Linked DNA regions of Homo sapiens: region 1 is linked to region 2. A link is a loop called in an ENCODE intact Hi-C map of the cell type or tissue named here. Cell type or tissue: mammary epithelial cell. All regions are shown on one strand. Links, peaks and the distances in the headings refer to the core of each region. The heading gives the core; the rest is flanking DNA.

What was found. A loop is a pair of places that touch in the nucleus more often than their neighbours do. Peaks named below come from ENCODE experiments on the same cell type or tissue, not always from the same donor. Only the 100,000 strongest peaks of a DNase experiment are listed, where the experiment ranks them.
Region 1: a loop joins it to region 2, with 2.0 times the contacts of the local background. A loop is called at or near these places in 4 of 110 quality-filtered maps.

The regions. Positions count from the first base shown.
Region 1 is chrX:39,423,169-39,431,691 of GRCh38, reverse strand. The region is part of intron 1 of LINC01283 (long intergenic non-protein coding RNA 1283); the gene reads left to right. Among named protein-coding and RNA genes, the nearest start is that of LINC01283, 7.4 kb to the left of the region's middle. In mammary epithelial cell, for the core only: no CTCF peak of the experiment used is centred there; a DNase peak (open chromatin) is centred at 3,581.
Region 2 is chrX:39,256,470-39,264,992 of GRCh38, reverse strand. All of the region lies in intron 2 of LOC105373175 (a long non-coding RNA gene), which reads left to right. Among named protein-coding and RNA genes, the nearest start is that of LINC01281, 67 kb to the left of the region's middle. In mammary epithelial cell, for the core only: CTCF peaks have their summits at 3,366 (motif pointing left) and 3,848; DNase peaks (open chromatin) are centred at 2,142, 3,062 and 3,792; H3K27ac peaks cover 888 bases.

The sequences.
Region 1 (8,523 bases), core at 276-8,275, 170 kb before region 2:
TTGTGTTTGTCAGGAAGCTTCTATTGGTGTGTTACCAGACCTCCCTGGGCCAGGCCAGTTTACATGATGGTCTTCAAATATGCCTGTGTACTCGGAGTATCTTTTATTTCTAAAAGATAACTAGTAAGAGTTTGTTGAGTGACCGAAGGATTGGTGCAAAAGGGGCCTCATGAAGGATCCCTAACCTGCCTCAACCACTGCATTTCTGGTGAATAGCAATTATGTAATACAAGGAATCTCCATCTTTTAACACCAGCAAGTAAGAATATCTCACAAGTCACCTCTACTTAGCTCTCCCCCCAATTTTTCCACATGAATTATTCAGCGTATGACTGTTTCAATATGTCTGTCTTTGAAAAAAGTGCTGGATGAACTTAAAGCAGCAAGAGGAAGTGCCTGCTTTGCAAAAACGATACCCACCTGCATATTTATCTTAAAAGGAAAGCCTTTAATGCATTCACTCAGGTGAAAATATCATGGATAGCAAGGACTGACCAATGGCCATCAGGATCCATGGGGTTAATCCGGGTTTTGCCATCTGATTCCAATCCATCAGGCCTGGCTATAAATTGCTTATATGTCTGGGTGATAAAAAGCAAATACAAATTTTCAAAAAGTTTAACCTTGCATGGTATATAAAGAGAATACATAATATTCTCAAGCATAAATATGTCTCAAGACAAACTCATTGCATATACCCAGAATACATAATGGAGCTTACTGAGACATATTTTCCCCCTAGCAAGAAAAAGCCAGAAATTCTGCAGTAAACTGTGTAGTTTCTGCAACTCAGAAATGGGACCTATGCCTCTAACTCTTGATATCCTTCTAAAATGGCACGAAGTCCAGCTGAGGGAGAGGATGAAATCTGGCTGAAGCTGGAGGATGGGAGACCTGGGACTCCAGCTGGCTTCTTGGGGAGCTTGGCTAAAATCATTTCACGTGATTGATTTCCAATTTCTGCATCTGGAAATAGAGGAGGCTGATCCAGAAACTGACGGTTTCTAAGGCGGTGCTTCTCAAAATCTACTGGACAGGCAAATCCCCTGGGAATCTTGACAAAATGCAGATTCTGATTGGGTAGGTCTGGGACGGGGCTTGGAATATGGAATTCTCCTTTTCTTTTCTTTTTTTCTTTCTTTCTTTCTTTCTTTTTTTTTTTTTTTGAGACGGAGTCTTGCTCTGTCACCCAGGCTGGAGTGCCCTGGCACCATCTCAGCTCGGCTCACTGCAACCTCCGTTTCCTGGATTCAAGCGATTCTCCTGCCTCAGCCTCCCTAGTAGCTGGGATTACAGGTGCACTCCACCATGCCCAGCTAATTTTTGTATTTTTAGCAGAGATGGGGTTTTGCCATGTTGGCCATGCTGGCCTCGAACTTCTGACCTCAGGTGATCCGCCTGCCTTGGCCTCCCAAAGTGCTGGGATTACAGGTGTGAGCGGAATTCTCCATTTCTAGTATGCTGCCTGGTGATGCCGATGCTTGCTGGTCTGATCTGAGAACCACACCTTGGGTAACAGGGTTCTAGCGTTCTCCCCAGATCAGATGGACTCAGGCAGTGACTCTCACCCTTGGCTTCACATTGCAATCGCCTGGGAAGCTTTAAAAAAATGTCATTGCCCAGACCACATCTCAGGCTGATTAAATCGGAATAATCTTTGGGGATGTGACCCAGGCAAAAATATGTTTTAAAGCTCCCCAGGTGGTTCCAAGGTGTGGCCAAGGTTTAGTAGAACTGGTTGAAGGTACCACATGGCTGCACAGACTTTGATGGAGCCAGCTGTCTTGAGGTTTGTGGTATTATCACCCGTACTTGTGATAATCCAATAAATGGAGCAGATACTATTTACTGACATGGTAGTCTACACTGTGCAATGGTGTCATAGAATCATGGCCTCCTCCCTAAACAGGTGAGGATGCTAACTGAGCCTGTTTGTCCAGGAGACCAAGGCTGATGGGTTCCATGAACTTCTACAGGTAATGGGATGACAAAGTGAAACATTTTTTCTTTGTAATGCTTCTTACCAAAGGCCAGATTAGAGGTTGCCAATGCAGATGCATACAAGGGCTGGGTGGGCAGCAGAAACCATAAATCAGAGCTAAATGTTTGCATATTTAAATATACAAGTGTATCCTCTGAGAATTTCACTCTTTCACATTTCCTAAAACTCATGGCTGTCTTTTCCTTTATTTTCCTGTGTTTGACAGAGACATGAGTACAAGAAAAATGTGTATCTACTCTAAGAAATATAGTAGAGCAAGTGCAGGAGTGGAGCCAGGTTTATGTGGGACCTGAGGTTTGTACAAATTGGGGGACCTCTTTAAAAACTGCAAAATACTTTTAATTTTGGAAATTCACAAAATTTTATAACTGTGAAAAGATATTGCTATCTGTGCCTGAGGATGTGGAACAGGGTCCATATAGTGAGGGGATCTGAGGTTTAAGCTTCATTAGCTTCATGGGAAATCCACCTCTGGTACAAGTGGGAGGTAAAAGGCAACACAGGTGGAATTTTAACATACAGTACTGTACTGTGTACCTTAGACCAAAACTACAGTAAAAACAAAAACACACTGATAAAATGGCTGCAAAAGTTTAATGCAAATAATTCCATGGAACAGACGAGACCTTTAATGATGTTGAACTGTGACAGCAGCCATGAGTAAGACACAGGTGTACTAGACCCTTGATACTCAAAGTGTGGTCCACGGATCAGCAAGAGCAATAGCATCACTTGGGAGCTGGTTAGATGTGTACAATCTCAGGCCCTAGCCTAGATCTACACAGCCGGAACCTGTGCCCCTATCTGACAGGTGTGCACATTAGATGTCGAGGGAATATTGATGATGATTTCGAGAACATAAGAGAAGAAAAGAAGGAAGGTAGCTATGTGTCAGTTTATTAGTTCATTTGTTTGTTCACTCATTCATTCCTTTATGCTTTCAATCAATATGTATTCTTGGAGTGCTTCCTTTATGCCAGGAACTGTGATATGCTAGTTACATGGGATTAGGAAAGAGACTCGCAATACTCTTTTATAAGCTGGCTTTTCCAATCCCCACATTTTTCTTTCCCTATTTCCCCCAACCCCAGAAGGATATCTTTACACATGCAGCATGATGGGTAGTGCATGACATTTGGTCCAAACAGAAACTGACTTGTTGGACTGCAAACAGCTAATGGCTGTGTGTGCTGAATGCCTTAAAGAGCCTGGCACAGTATGTGGGGCTGAGGTGGTGCTGAGTGGACCTCCCTCGAAGTTCATTAAAACTAGACAACGGGAGCGACCTTTTGAGATAGGTTTTTGAGTCAAAGGGAATGACTGCCTTACAATGTCAGCCCTAGGTTTCTACCCTGGCTTTCGGCTTCTAGATAACTCCCCACTACTTAATTCTTTGCCTTGAAATGCAGAGGAATGAGGGTTAAGGGTTTGGGCTCTGGCACCTGATTGCTTGAGGTTTAGGATTGCAGTTCCACCATCCACTGGATTTGGGACTGTGGGGAAGTTAGAGCAATTCTCCATCCTCTTTGCTTTAACGTGCATGTGGTAATAATACTTAGTGGTGATGTGAGTCGCAGCGAGGTCATGCACAGAGCATAGAGAAAGTGAGCCCCATGGTAAACATGAGCTGCTGCTAGGGCCATATCAGTCACTTGCAAGTTAGTATGAGTTAGATCTTACAGGAAAGCATTGATCAGGGTGAGGGGAGAGGGGTGAAGCTATAGGGGAAGGGTCCTGAGATAGATGAAAGGGCCAACTCCCTGCCAGCAGCACACTTTAGAGAGGGGCTGGCGCAGAGAGCAGGGTGTGAGGTGCCCTTTGCAAATGTGAGGAAGAAATAGCAATGTGCAGAATTTTAAGGGCTAAAAGCTGTGCTGGTTACCTTCTGGCGAAGGCCAGCTTCTGACGCATTTGTTCCTAGCTGGCTCTGTGTTTATGCAATAAGACATCAAACTTGTGTCCTCTCATTAACCCTTTGTTTCTTCTTTGTTCCTGATTTAGAACCCCCCACACTCTGATTATTTTTAGAGCCGTGAGAAGTCAGAAGTCACTTCTGTTTACAGAGGCCTGCTGCCTTCAAAGGCACGAAGGGAGTGCTAACAGCTCTCTCCTCACCCCCTGCCCCGCCCTTTGCAATACATTCTGGGGCGCTTTGCTCAAAGGAAGAAAAATCACAAAGGAAAGCAATCTTTTCTTTCTCTTAGATGTTTACTTTCTGCATTTCTCCTGACCTGAGTGGGTTTAAAAAACATACACACACACTTTTATGCTTCCCCTGCAAAGTGGGGAGGAACCAGGCAGACTCCAACATGAGTCAGTGTTTGTGAAGCCTTTGCATTCTACCCTTCCCTCACCACCTTCTAGTTTTCCTTCTACCTTCTCCCCAGCACACCAAATTGGTAGCCTCCAAACCAAGGCCAGAGGGCCTAGAGCAGCCATCTGTATTAGGGGTACCCTTCAGTGGACAATTCCCACCAGATCCTAAGCCCCCTAGTTTGAAGAGCCATGGCCATAGTATTTCCTTATTTCCGCGCCTAGAAATTTCTGCTTTAGTACTGTAGAATGAAGGAGCTTAGAAATTCTGTAATCTAACCGCCCCATTCCCCCAATGAGGATTCCAAGGCCCAGAGAGTGGAGAGGCTTTTCCTAGGATACAAAGCATGACAGTGTCACTGTGGTTCCTGGTCCCCACAGGGCCCTTCCCCACAGGGCCTTTCCCATAGAACATAAGGTTTATAAGTATTAACCCTATATATGCAAATTATGTTGGAGGCCTTTTCCCAACGTATTTTTGTTCTTTCCCAACGTATTTTTGTTCTTTCCCATTGTTTATGGATTCCTCTGCGATGGTTTAAAAATTATGTAGTTATGCTTATATTCAATGATTAGCCTATTTCTCTTCCCCATGCAAAGGTTTTGGATTTGCACCTCTTTCCCATGCAGTGGTCTTCCACATGGTTTTAATGTTGCCTCTGAAGGGTAGTAGAATATGCCACTCACAAATATGCCACTTTGGGATATGCCACAGTGGCATATTTGGGTTATCCTCAAGGATCCCCCAGGTGTTACTAAATAAAGCTGCTTTGAGCACACAGGGAGCCAGGACAAGTAACAGGACTGATCAGGGTGTGTGAATTAATACTACTTAGAGAGAACATAGGGGCAAGTGTCTGTTCTGGTGTATGGTCAGTTACCCTAGACACTAGTGTCCAGGCTCCTCTGCCATTTTATGTTCAGAGAAGTAGTATTGCATGCTCTGCTGAAATTGTGGCCATGCTGGGTACACATCCGCATGGTTCGATGTGACCAGAAGATTCTGTCACTTCTTTTTATTGTGATGTGTTTACACAGCACCAGGGTAGGGCCCCAGAAATAATAGTCCTACAGTTCTGAGATCATCTATGTGAAAAGACACACACACACACACACACACACACACTCACACACGTGCCTTTGAGTACACAATGCTCCTGTTCACATCCGCACATACCAGCATAGAGCTCACATGGATGATGACATCGCAACTGCCACACCACTGGGTATTCTTTTCCCGCCTATCCACATGCATGTAATTTGTGCAGGGAAATCTGTCTCCTCTAGATTTGGGGATCAATGTCACAAAATGTCAGTCTCTGAAAGGGAATGTGGTAAAAAACCTGCCTGGTATGCATGGCGTTAGCTATCTGTAGAATCTTCTCCGAGCTGACCAATGTCATAGGCACCATTGCAAGTGCTTTCCATATCAGGACTCTTTTAAGCTGAGCTGTTTTCTGCTATAGTAGCTTTGTGATCTTTGGGAAGAAACTTAAATCTCTGTACCTCAGTTTTCTCACTTGTAAAATGACAGTAATCTTACCCACCTCTTGATATTGTATGTGTATGGTGGGGGATTCACATAGAATAATAAGACAGTGTGAAGACACTCAAATTACATCTGGCCAAGGAAAGGACAACAACAAATATTAGTTCTTTCTTCTCTTTCTGATGAGTTAAGAATGTTTACAAGTATGTTGCTAGGATAATATGGTGGATTCCCCACCTTACTATCTCAATAGTTAGCTATGTGACTTTGGGCATGTCACTTTATCTGTGTCTCAGTTTCATTCATTCATTCAGGCAGGCAGGCACTAAACACTTATGGAGTGTCTACTAAGGGCCAGTCATTGTTTTAGGTGCTGAGGAAACAGCAATGAACAAAACAGACACAATTTTGGCCCTCATGGAGTATATAAAGGAATCGGATGAATTATAAAACAATCAAATATATCTTTCAACAGAAAATAGGCAGTCTTCATAGAGTCTAAAATGTTAGAATGTGTCAGTCTTAATCTATCTAAAAGGGTGCTGAAGTCTGTTCAATTCTCTGTGCTATGATTCATGTTTCCAAGGTATATCTGTTAGGAATCTTTTGATTTTAAATGTCAGAAGACTCAACTCAAACCAACTTAAACCACAAGAGAATTGGCTCACATAACTGAAAAAAAAGTTGAGCAGAAATGTTGTTTTCAGGCACAGTTTGACCCAGCAGCACAAAAATCGTGCTACCAAAAACCTGGTTTCTCTTTATCTCTTTTCTCTGTATTATTCCATTTTGACTACAATTACACATGGTGGCCCCCACTTGTCCAAAGTACCTCATTATGATAACCAAATGCTACCCAGCACCAGATCTTAAAGCACGTTCACATCACACTACCCACGGGCTTTCTCAGAAGTCCCACCAAATTGCTTCTCACAGTTGACCCCAACCCTGAGTGTGGAAGGGATGTCTACCTCCACACTCCAGTATGGTTATACTGGAAAATGGGGAAGCAATCCCCCAAGGGAAAAATCAGGATCATTTTGCTTGTAAGGGTTGAGAAAAGCTGGAGAAACAACCCAAGCTGGTGTATTAGTGCATTCTCACACTGCTATAAAGACATACTGAGACTGGGTAATTTATAAAGAAAAGGCATTTAATGGGCTCATGATTCCACAGGATGTACAGGATGCATGCCTGGGGAGGCCTCAGGAAACATACAATTATGGCAGAAGGCGAATGGGAAGAAGGCACACCTACATGGCAGGAGCAGGAGGAATAGAGTGAAGGGAGAAGTGCTATACACTTTCAAACAACCAGATCTTGTGAAAACTCACTCACTATCACACTGACATGAGAACTTCAAGGGGGAAATCCACCCCCTTGATCCAATCAATCACCTCCCACCAGTTTCCTCCCCCAACATTAGCGAATACAATTCAACATGAGATTTGGGTGGGGACACAGAGCCAAACTATATTGGCTGGAATGTCCCACAGGAAGCCTAAGAACATGCCCAGATCACAAACAAAGCAGGAGAAACAAAGATGATTTTTAAAAGAAGCAATTTTATTTTTAACGTATATATTTAAAAGCATTAACTTTATCATAATGGGAAAACTCGGAACATTATTTTCATTGTAATTGTTTCATAGTTGAGCACTATTTTTATTGTGAATAGCACATGGGATTGCGTACAGCACACTATAATCTTTTCAGTGCTTGAAGGTGCCTAAAATCTTAATACAACCCTCTGGGCAATCAACAAAGTACACCTCCTCCAGCTGCAGCCATGACTTCCAGCATAGTGTTCTGTGTTCCTTGAGGGGCAGAATCACTGGAAAGGGGTAGGAATGAGTAAAGTGGTCTTTGGTTTTATCTATCTGCAGGTTCTTATGAGTTTGGTTAATGTGGGTCAGTCCTGCCAAGGCTGATGATCCCTGAGAGAACTGAAAGTGTGGATTTCTGGGCCAATCAGGATGAGGCCCAGGCCTCCACCAAGGAGATCACAGGCAGATACAGACCCTGAGAGAGCTGTCCCTCCCTCTCTCCTCAGCACTCTCTTGATGGCCACAGGACTCCTACTTAACTCAGTCAAAATGAGGCTCAATAGAAGAAAGTCTAGAAGGGAATACAACCAGCCATTAGCAATGGTTATCTTTGAGTGCAGAGATATAGTGATTTTTAGTCATTTATTCCGCAAATATCTATTGACAGCCTACATTGTATCAGACACTTTTCTAGACACCGTGACTATAGCAGAGTACAAAGCATAAATAAACCACCTGCCTTCATAGAGCTCACATTCGAGTGAAAGAAGACAGATAATAAACCAAATAAATAAGCAAAATCTATAGTATGACAGAGATAAGACTAGGAAGAAAAAGAGATCTGGGGAAATGAATGGGGAATTGGAAGAAGAGTGAGATTGCAAATTTAATTAAGTGTCCAGTGAAGACTTCACCAGGAAGGTGGCATTTGAATAAAGGCATGAAAAACACTCAGGAGTGGGCTATGTGGCTGTTTAAGGGAAGAGTGCTCCAGTCAGGGGAGAGGACCAGTGCAAAGGCCTTGAGGCAGGCTATGCCAGGCATGGTCCAGGGGCAGCAAAGAGACCAGTGCAGCTGGGACAGATCTTTGGTGGGAGCAGGAGAGTAATAGATGAAGCCAGAGGTGAGGAAGAGTGGGGGCAGACTGTGAGACTGCACAGGACCTCGTAAGG
Region 2 (8,523 bases), core at 267-8,266:
TCTGTCAACTGTCCCTCTGCTCTTAGATCCATCGCTGCTGTGCCTTTTATGGCAGATAATTACGTATCCCAGACTCCCTTGCCCTTCAGCTTCCAGCTCAGTTTGGCCAATGAGAGGCACTGGTAGAAGATTGGAGAGCAGGGGGAAGAGAGAAGTCAGAACATTTCACCTCCCTCACTCTCAGTTTCCTAAGGCATCTCTGGCAGTAGAGACATTCCAGATCCCACAAGACAACCTCTCCTTCTGTGGCCACAGCTCTCTGGGGAGCTCTCACCATGGTTTAAGCTCACCCTAGATGGCTCCAGCCCCTGAATTCCATAAAGCCATCCCTGTATCCCTTGAGACTTTAAGGTGGTAGCAGCTTCCCACTGTTGCTAATCTCTGGATTGCCTCATCATTCTCTGTTTGACTTTTTCTCCCTTCCAGTTTGTGTGTAACCAATTCCCTGAATTAACTTGAAAGACTTGGAGAAGTTTTTCTTTTCCTGTCTGGATCCTGATTGATGCACATACATTGTACCCATAAAACATACATATATATGTACATATTCTTGGAAATATACAAACAAAACATGACTGCATATCTCTTTGTAGAATCAAAAAGTTAAACATGGAGCTCGTTTATGGCTTTTGGTGTTGGTTTCCCTCTGTGGGTCTTTTCAGAAAAGAACCAACACCTCCAGTGTTGTGGCTTGCCACTGGAAGTGACACTCAGGTCACCCTCTGATCCCACAAGTGAGAACAGTGCCCTGTATAAAAGGCCACAGTTAATTTTTATTGCACATACGTGTGGAGAGATACCTGCTTGGCCTCCATGTGAGAGCCATAACTCTCTTAAATTGATGTGTCAGCAAACTAAAACTCAATATTTTTTTTCACACAGTATATTTTACAGTCAGAGGCCCTTCCCTAATCGGAATAAAGCAATTTGGCTCCCTGTCATTGCTCACTGAAAACATATGAGCTGGTTGGCATTTCTAGCAGCCCAGATTTATCAGGGTCTCTGATCTGGTGCACGAGAGGTTCAGGGCTGTGGCATGGACAAAAGTGGATTTTTTATGATAGCATTGTGCTGCATCTCTGCATGGGTAGATTTATCCCTTCATTTCAGAAATATTTCTACTGTCTTTAGTCCCAAATCTACTTCAGTTTGAAAAGATTACACACAGTTTGCATGAGGGTTTGGGGTCATTCTGTACCTTGAAAGCTTGAATTTCTATCCTATAAAAAAATTCCCTGAATTGCCCTCTTCAGCACTATGGATTCTGGAAGTTAGAGCTCTGAAATACTAAGTCTCCTGCATGTCAGCTGTCAGCTGCATTAGAATGGGCCAAAGACAGGATTTTTGGAGCCTGAGGGCCAAGGTCTCATCCACCAAGTCTTGTAAATCTGTATCAGAACAGAGCCAACATTCATACAAGTGTGGCTGTGCCATACCTCCCTAAGTTTACATTCCCCTGAGGGCAATGACTGAAGGGTAAGGGAGAATGAAAAACCCTCTCCCTTGCCTGGGGTCACCACAGAATATGAGGTGATTTGCACACCAGCGCTTCCCTGTGGGATCAGGCTGAGGCTGGGACTTTCCTTGACATAAAACCCTTTTTTGGCTTCCTTCCCTTCTCTATCCTGCTTCTCGCACTTCCTTACTGTCCTCCTTGGGAAGCATTTCATTACTAAATCACTCAAACCTGAATCTTCATCACAGGTCTGTTTTCTAGGAACTCAATCTAAGACAGCGTGTTGAAAGTTTCTTATTTCAATCACGTATTGGATGCTACAACATTCCTTCCATGTGGTTATCAAGCATCTGCTTACTTACTTCTAGAGAAGGGCACTCACCACCACCAAGGATAGAAAACCCATGGTGCAGGCAACTCCATACAGCAGAGAATTATTGGACACATAAGCTGGGAGCAGCCTTGGAGGTCATCCAGACCAGTCTCAATTTTGATATGAGAATGTTGTTGATACCCTTTCCTATGTTCCCTTAGCACACTTGATTTCCTAGAAGTCTCGGACAAACTTTGGCATGCAGACAGCTTTCCACTTCAAGAGTTTGCCCTTCACTTCTGACATCACTCTCCAGAATCATGAGCACAACCCAGAAATGTGGGTAAGCTGATGCCCAAGGGGAAATCTTGAATGAATGGGGAATAGGAGTTGGTGCGCAAATGCCCCAGCCTTCCCATCCTCCAGGGAAGCTGACTCAGAGGTGTGATCCACATGTTGTTTCACCTGGCTCCACACAGCATTGAATGTTAATTGCCTTCAGCATAACCAGCTCATTAACACACATTTATTACCTTTCCTCCCCTCTATCACTCTCCTTGTTCCCTTACTTGCAGTTCTTGAGACCACCTTGCAAATAAATGACCTATACCCAATCTTCATCTCAGCATCTGTTTTGAGGGAATTCAAACTAAGACAGGAGCCCAGAGAAGCTAAAGGATTTCTGTTCCTTTTCCCTGGGGAGGCTACTCTTCCCACTAAATGAACTTCTTTTCTGAAGATCCACTGAACTGGCAGAGTCCATTCAATGAGACATCTTGAGCCTCAGCCCCTGAAGCTCCACGCCAAGGCTCTCAACATGATTCTATTCCATGTGCATTCATTCTGTTGAATAAACCACAGTTCAGCTTTGTTCAGTAATGCTTTACTTGAAACTTTCCTTAATATATTATATTTTATAACTCATTTGCATAAACACATAGTATTGTATTTATGTTTATAGTATACATATTTTCTTAGGACACATTTTCTATGCCATAATTGGATTGCTGTGCTTGTTTATGTTACTTGTATTACTAATTAGGGAACAAGTCAGGCCTCCTGATCCCCAAGTCCACACACATTAACCCACTGTGGCCACTGACAGCCCTACTAGGCTCCTCTAAAAGCTCAACAGAGAGACTTTCCAGCAAAGTTCCTCTGCTTAATGACATATGACTTTGACCTCAATCCCCCATGCACCCCTGTGAGGAACCCCTGGATCTAGTGAGCAAAGGTGAATCATGGCAAGCCACAGGATTCCATTGCTCCTCTGGCCTAAGGCCCAGACTGAAGTATGTCCATGCATCATCTTTTTCTCTGCCCCATCCAGTTCCTGCCAGGGTTCCTTCAATGTGGGAAGGGCCACTCCTATGACATCAGCCATAGGGGAGAATTCTCAAAAGGTTGCTTTCCGAGGGAAGATAAAAAAACAAAACAAAACAAAACAAAAACCATTATGCATATACAAAACCCTTTAACCTCCTGGCTAGGCACAGTCAAAGATCACCTACCCACTCCTGGGCCCAATAATATCCTTGACCTTGACCCATTTCTACCAGTCCTCCTCCTCCCCAGAGCAGAGGGAGGAGAGAGAAGCCTTGAGCTCCCCCTAGAGGTTACATGTTTCCACTTACTGTTTCTTTATCAAGTGTTGGGAGTTTGTGAAGAATAAAGATACTTATCTATTGAAGAACAGACTTATGTAGGGGCTACATATTGGTAATACACATTATATATACTTCATAATTTCATATCTGAGCCAAGCATGATTAAAAACAAAGTATGAACTATATACTCTGTGCAATGCTTAGAAAAACAATTGTCAAGAGTCTCTCAGTAAATACTATCACAGTCTCACTCTTGAATAACAAAACTATGTTATTATATGTGTGATTATAAATTGGAAATATGTAATATGGGTGACTACTTAAGAAAGAACTAAAGAACATTATTGTGAATCCTGTCTCCTGCTACTAGGGATAAATGTAAATTGGGTGAGGTCATGATTACTCAGGCCCCATTTTGAGTTCAAGATGAATAAACACAGACAGATGAGGACTGTAATACTCCCTGTGGCCACCACAAGGCTAACAAAATACCTCTATGCAAGCAATATAACTACAGAAACAAACCTGGCACACTTACATTATATTTTTCTAGGTACCTGGTAATCTTTATGACCGATATGGCCTTGCACACTTACATTATTTTTTTCTAGGTACCTCGTAATCTTTATGACCGATATGGCCTATAACACTGTCCAATCTGAGTGTAGAAGTCTGAACTTCAAGCTCCAGCTCAACCACTAAATAGCTGATAAACCTCATGAAAGTTTCTTAACGTCTCTGAACCAGAAATTCCTTAATGGTGATGTGAAGCTAATGGTAATGGCTCTATGTCTTATAAGATGCCTGTTGAGTATCACATGCAAGAAGGTATAGAACTGGCAATCATGACCCATTTGTGCTCATCAATGAATAGGCCATTTCTACAGAGGGGTGACAATAGGTATATAGATGTGAAGGCTGGTTTGAGGTGTAAGGGGAAGGGGCATGGCCATAGGACATGTTTTCCTTCACTTAGCTTGAGATTTTTTTGAGGAAATTATAATATAGGCTTCCATAGATATATAGATAACAGGTAGGCTTCCATAGATATATAGATAACAGATGATAGGTAGCATTAGAGTGTAAGATCCATATGGATATGAATTTGCTTCTTTTGATCACGAATATAAATATGCACTTAACACAGAGCAGTTAATTAACAAGTATTTGTTAAATTAATTGATTTGCTATTTCTTATGTACTAATTGATTTGCTATTTCTTATGTACTAATTGATTTGCTATTTCTTATGTACTTGTCTTTCCAGTTCCTACAGCTGGGAAGACAATCCCCAAAAGGGAGCCCTTGTGTTTTTTAAAAGAGAAGTGAAGGCAGCCTGTGTAAAACTTGTGCCAGGTGCTGTCTGAACAAGTGTTCGTTTGTGGGCTCAGGGTGGTGCCCAAGTCTTAGAACTTAGAACAAAGAAGAGAACTCAGAGCAGAGAAACTTCAGCAGGACATTTTTTTTTTTTTTTTTTTTGCATTGCTGGAGTGGAGGGTGAGGTTTCAGACACAGAGCACGGGAATGTCCAGGGTAAGATGGGGACTCAGAATGAGTGAACTTGGTGAAGCTAAGTGGGTCTCCATCAAGTCCATCATCAGTACACACTCTGGGTGCCCTATTATAAAGGTCTTGAGAAAAGAAGTGCCTGGGTCAACCTAGCCCCAAACCAAGTAGATGCTAGAGCCTGCGGATTCTCTACTCAGAAAGAGTCTCCTGAAATCGGGATGATCTACTCAGAAGAACACTGGAGAAAGGGAAGCAGCCTGACACTATGAAATTTTTACTGCAGATCAACAAGGGGGCTGGAGAAATGGTTCTCATTTCCTGACACCTGATTGGAGGGGGTTCAAGGGTCATGGGAGGAGAGGAAGTAGAGATGGCAGGTTTAGACAAAAGCAGTTTTACTATAAAGATGGGGAGGAGAATGGATGGTGGCTGGAGAGATGTGTGCACCAGGGAGGTTTCTAAAGTATTTTTTAATGGCAGGTATTACAGCATGTTTTTATGCTGATGGAAATGATCCAGTGAAGAGAGAAAAACGGAAGAAGCAGGAGAGAGAAGAGATAACTGCAAGACCCAGGCCTTGAATAAGCAATAGAGGATGGGATCCAGTTCACACCTAGTGGGGCTAACCTGGCATATAATAACACAAAGTTCATCCATTTTATTAGGAGGAAAAGCAGAGTTTGTGAGTATAGATTTGGGTAGGTAGGCAGATGGTGTGGTGGAAAGGAAGCAAGTTCTCTGCTTCCATCTTAGGGAAGTAAGGAAGAAGGTCATCAGCTGAGAAGAAGGAAGGGGGAGGAATTGTTGGAGGTTAGAGTAAAGGTGAAAAAGTATGAAATAGTCATCTCAGAGAATGAGGAGAGAGAATTGACTGGGGAAATGCGATAAGATTGCTTGGCTGCACTGAGGTCCCACTAGAGGTCTGCCATCATAAATTTCAAGTGAGACCGGTCAGAAATGGTTGAGTGTTTTTCACCAGCTTGCTTAACAAGGGCAAGCAAAATAATGGAGTTGAGAGAATGTACAAGGAATTGACAATATGTGCAAGAAGTGGTTATGGGAATGGGCTGTGGACTCTAAGGTGAAATAGGAGAATAAGGAGAGAGTAAAGGAGGTAAGATGCAGTGAAAAGTTGGTGCAATGGCGGGACTGGGGACCTAAAGGGGCCCAAGATTGATTGGCTTCAGAACACTAGAGAAAGAGAGCTGGGATGATATGAGGTGGGAATATGGGAAGCTGGAAACTAAGGCTTGGGAATGGAGCAGTTTTGTTAATGCCACCTTGGCAATAGGTAGCTGAGATGGAGATGATAAAGACCACAGAAAGTGAGGATGTCAAGGCAATGAGAGGTCACAATGTTGGAAGGTCTCTCTAGGTGTTTGTTGAAATGACAAAGAGTTAAGAAATTTGTAGTGGTGGAGAGAAAGATAGTGTTCCTGGTGATAAAATCTTCAGTGAAAAGCAGTGATGGTGTGTGTCTGATAGAAGATGATTGCAATAGGGAGATTGTGGCAGCCACAAGAATGCCCTTCTCAGACCTCTTACTGGCAGGAGTGTAACTGACCTGTGGCTGCACTCTGAAATCCATTATCACATTGAAGCCACACCCTCCACCAGCTGCTCTCAGCCATGAGTGAGCACAGCAGGGACACTAGGGCAGGCGCCTCAATGGGAGATGCAGGATTCCTCTGATCTGCCCCTTTGGCCCAAGGACTCCTCATTAGTTTTGCCAAAACTTTCTTAGACATGCACTGAAGTCAGACTTTCCCAGTTACCCTTCCTTCTACAGAATTAGACCTGCATCATGTGTGAAGGCTCTCTCTGCTTCCTCCAGCTCCCTCTCCATTTTTCCCCCCAACAGGTAGTTTCTCTAGTAAATCTCTTGCATGTCTAATCTTGTCTTAGTGTCAACTTTTCAGATGACCTGAGCTAGCAGAGAGAGGATATGGGGAGTGTATTGGTCCATTTTGTGTTGCCATAAAGGAATACCTGATACTGGATAATTTATAGAGAAAAGAGATGTATTTGGCTCATGGTTCTGCAGGCTGTATAAGCATGGTGCCAGCATCTTGGCTTCTGGTGAGGCTTCAGGGAGATTACAATCATGTCAGAAGGTGATGGAGAGCCAGCATATCACATGGTGAGGGGAAGCTAGACAGAGAGAGAAAAGGTGAGGTGCCAGGCTCTTTTAAACAATCAGATCTCACATGAACTCACACAGAGAAAACTCACTCATTATCGTGATGACAGCACCAAATCATTCATGAAAGATCCACCCTCATGACTCAAACAACTCCCACTAGGTCCACCTCCAATGTGACATTGGAGGTCACATTTCAGCCTCCAAACCATATAACAGAATGTGGTCTGTAAGAATTGCTTCCAGGGATCTGGGTGCTTTAGGGATAAAGGAGGGACAAAATAATCTGCAAGGAAAATCTTCATCCCTTCTCCAAGCCCAGGATTCATGGGGTTTGGGTGTGACAGGGTGGTAAGAAAATACCACTTCTTCTAAGGGCTGAATGGGAGGTAATGTCTCCAGGATTCAGACAGAATTCAGGTAGGCAAAAAGTGAAAGGAACAGTCTGCCAATCCCTGACCCGACCACCTAGCCTGATGATACCAATGGTGCCCTGATAAGATTCTGTAACCCTAGCCCAGACTTATGGCATATGCTACAGAAGCAGTCAGACAGCATGATTCCCAGACGGTCACCCTGCATGCACAGTAAACTATCCCTCCTCCCCTGGGCTCATCTGTCTAACGAGCCCAGCCATCACCAGCCTAAGAGATTTTGCTTTTCTAATATGGGATGGAAACACTCAGTCTTTTGGCTTTAAAAGACCTGCCCTATTTCTCTTTCCTTGTACCTCATCTCCCACAGCCTAGACTCCATGCTGGATCCCGTTACCCCTTAGCAATGAAACTTCTTCACGAAGAGCTCAATGTTTGATCTTTATTTTATTTTCCTTTAAGTTTAGTGAAGAGTTTGAAAATATAAAAGTTATTATGTGGATAAAGATCACATGTTCCAGAGGGCAGAGTTGAAGTGTCCAGGTGGCTGGGGGAGGGGTGGGGGGGAGGGGCGGGTTGGAATTGGGAGCCCAAGTCAGCTTGGGGAACATTCAGACCATTTGAGAAGAGGGGTCTTAGAGAAACCTGAAGGGATAGGACAGTTGGTAGTGGCCAAGATAAATCAGGATGTGAGGCATGATGGGACAAGCCCACATGGTCTCTTGGGAGGGAGTAGATGATCAGTAGTTGCAATTGTGGGTCCGTTCTTGGGACCCATATGGATTTGTGATAGAAGGGCAAGGGGTAAGAATTCCAGGAGCCCACAGAACTCTGGGAGCCCCTCTTCAGGTCTACTTTGGGCCTTGTCAAGGCCAATGGAGGGGAAGCCCTGCCAAGAACATGCTGAACACTGCAGGCCTTGCCTATACAGTGTTCAACAAACATTTGTTAAAGATCTACTATGTCACAGACTAAACTAGATGCTAGGGACATATCAGTGAATATGACACCATCTCAACTTTCAAGGACCTTAAAAAGCAAAGAGAGCAACACAAAAAAAATAAATGCACTATAATAATAAAGTACATTATTGTAATAGTCTTCTTGTGGGGCATGAATGAACAC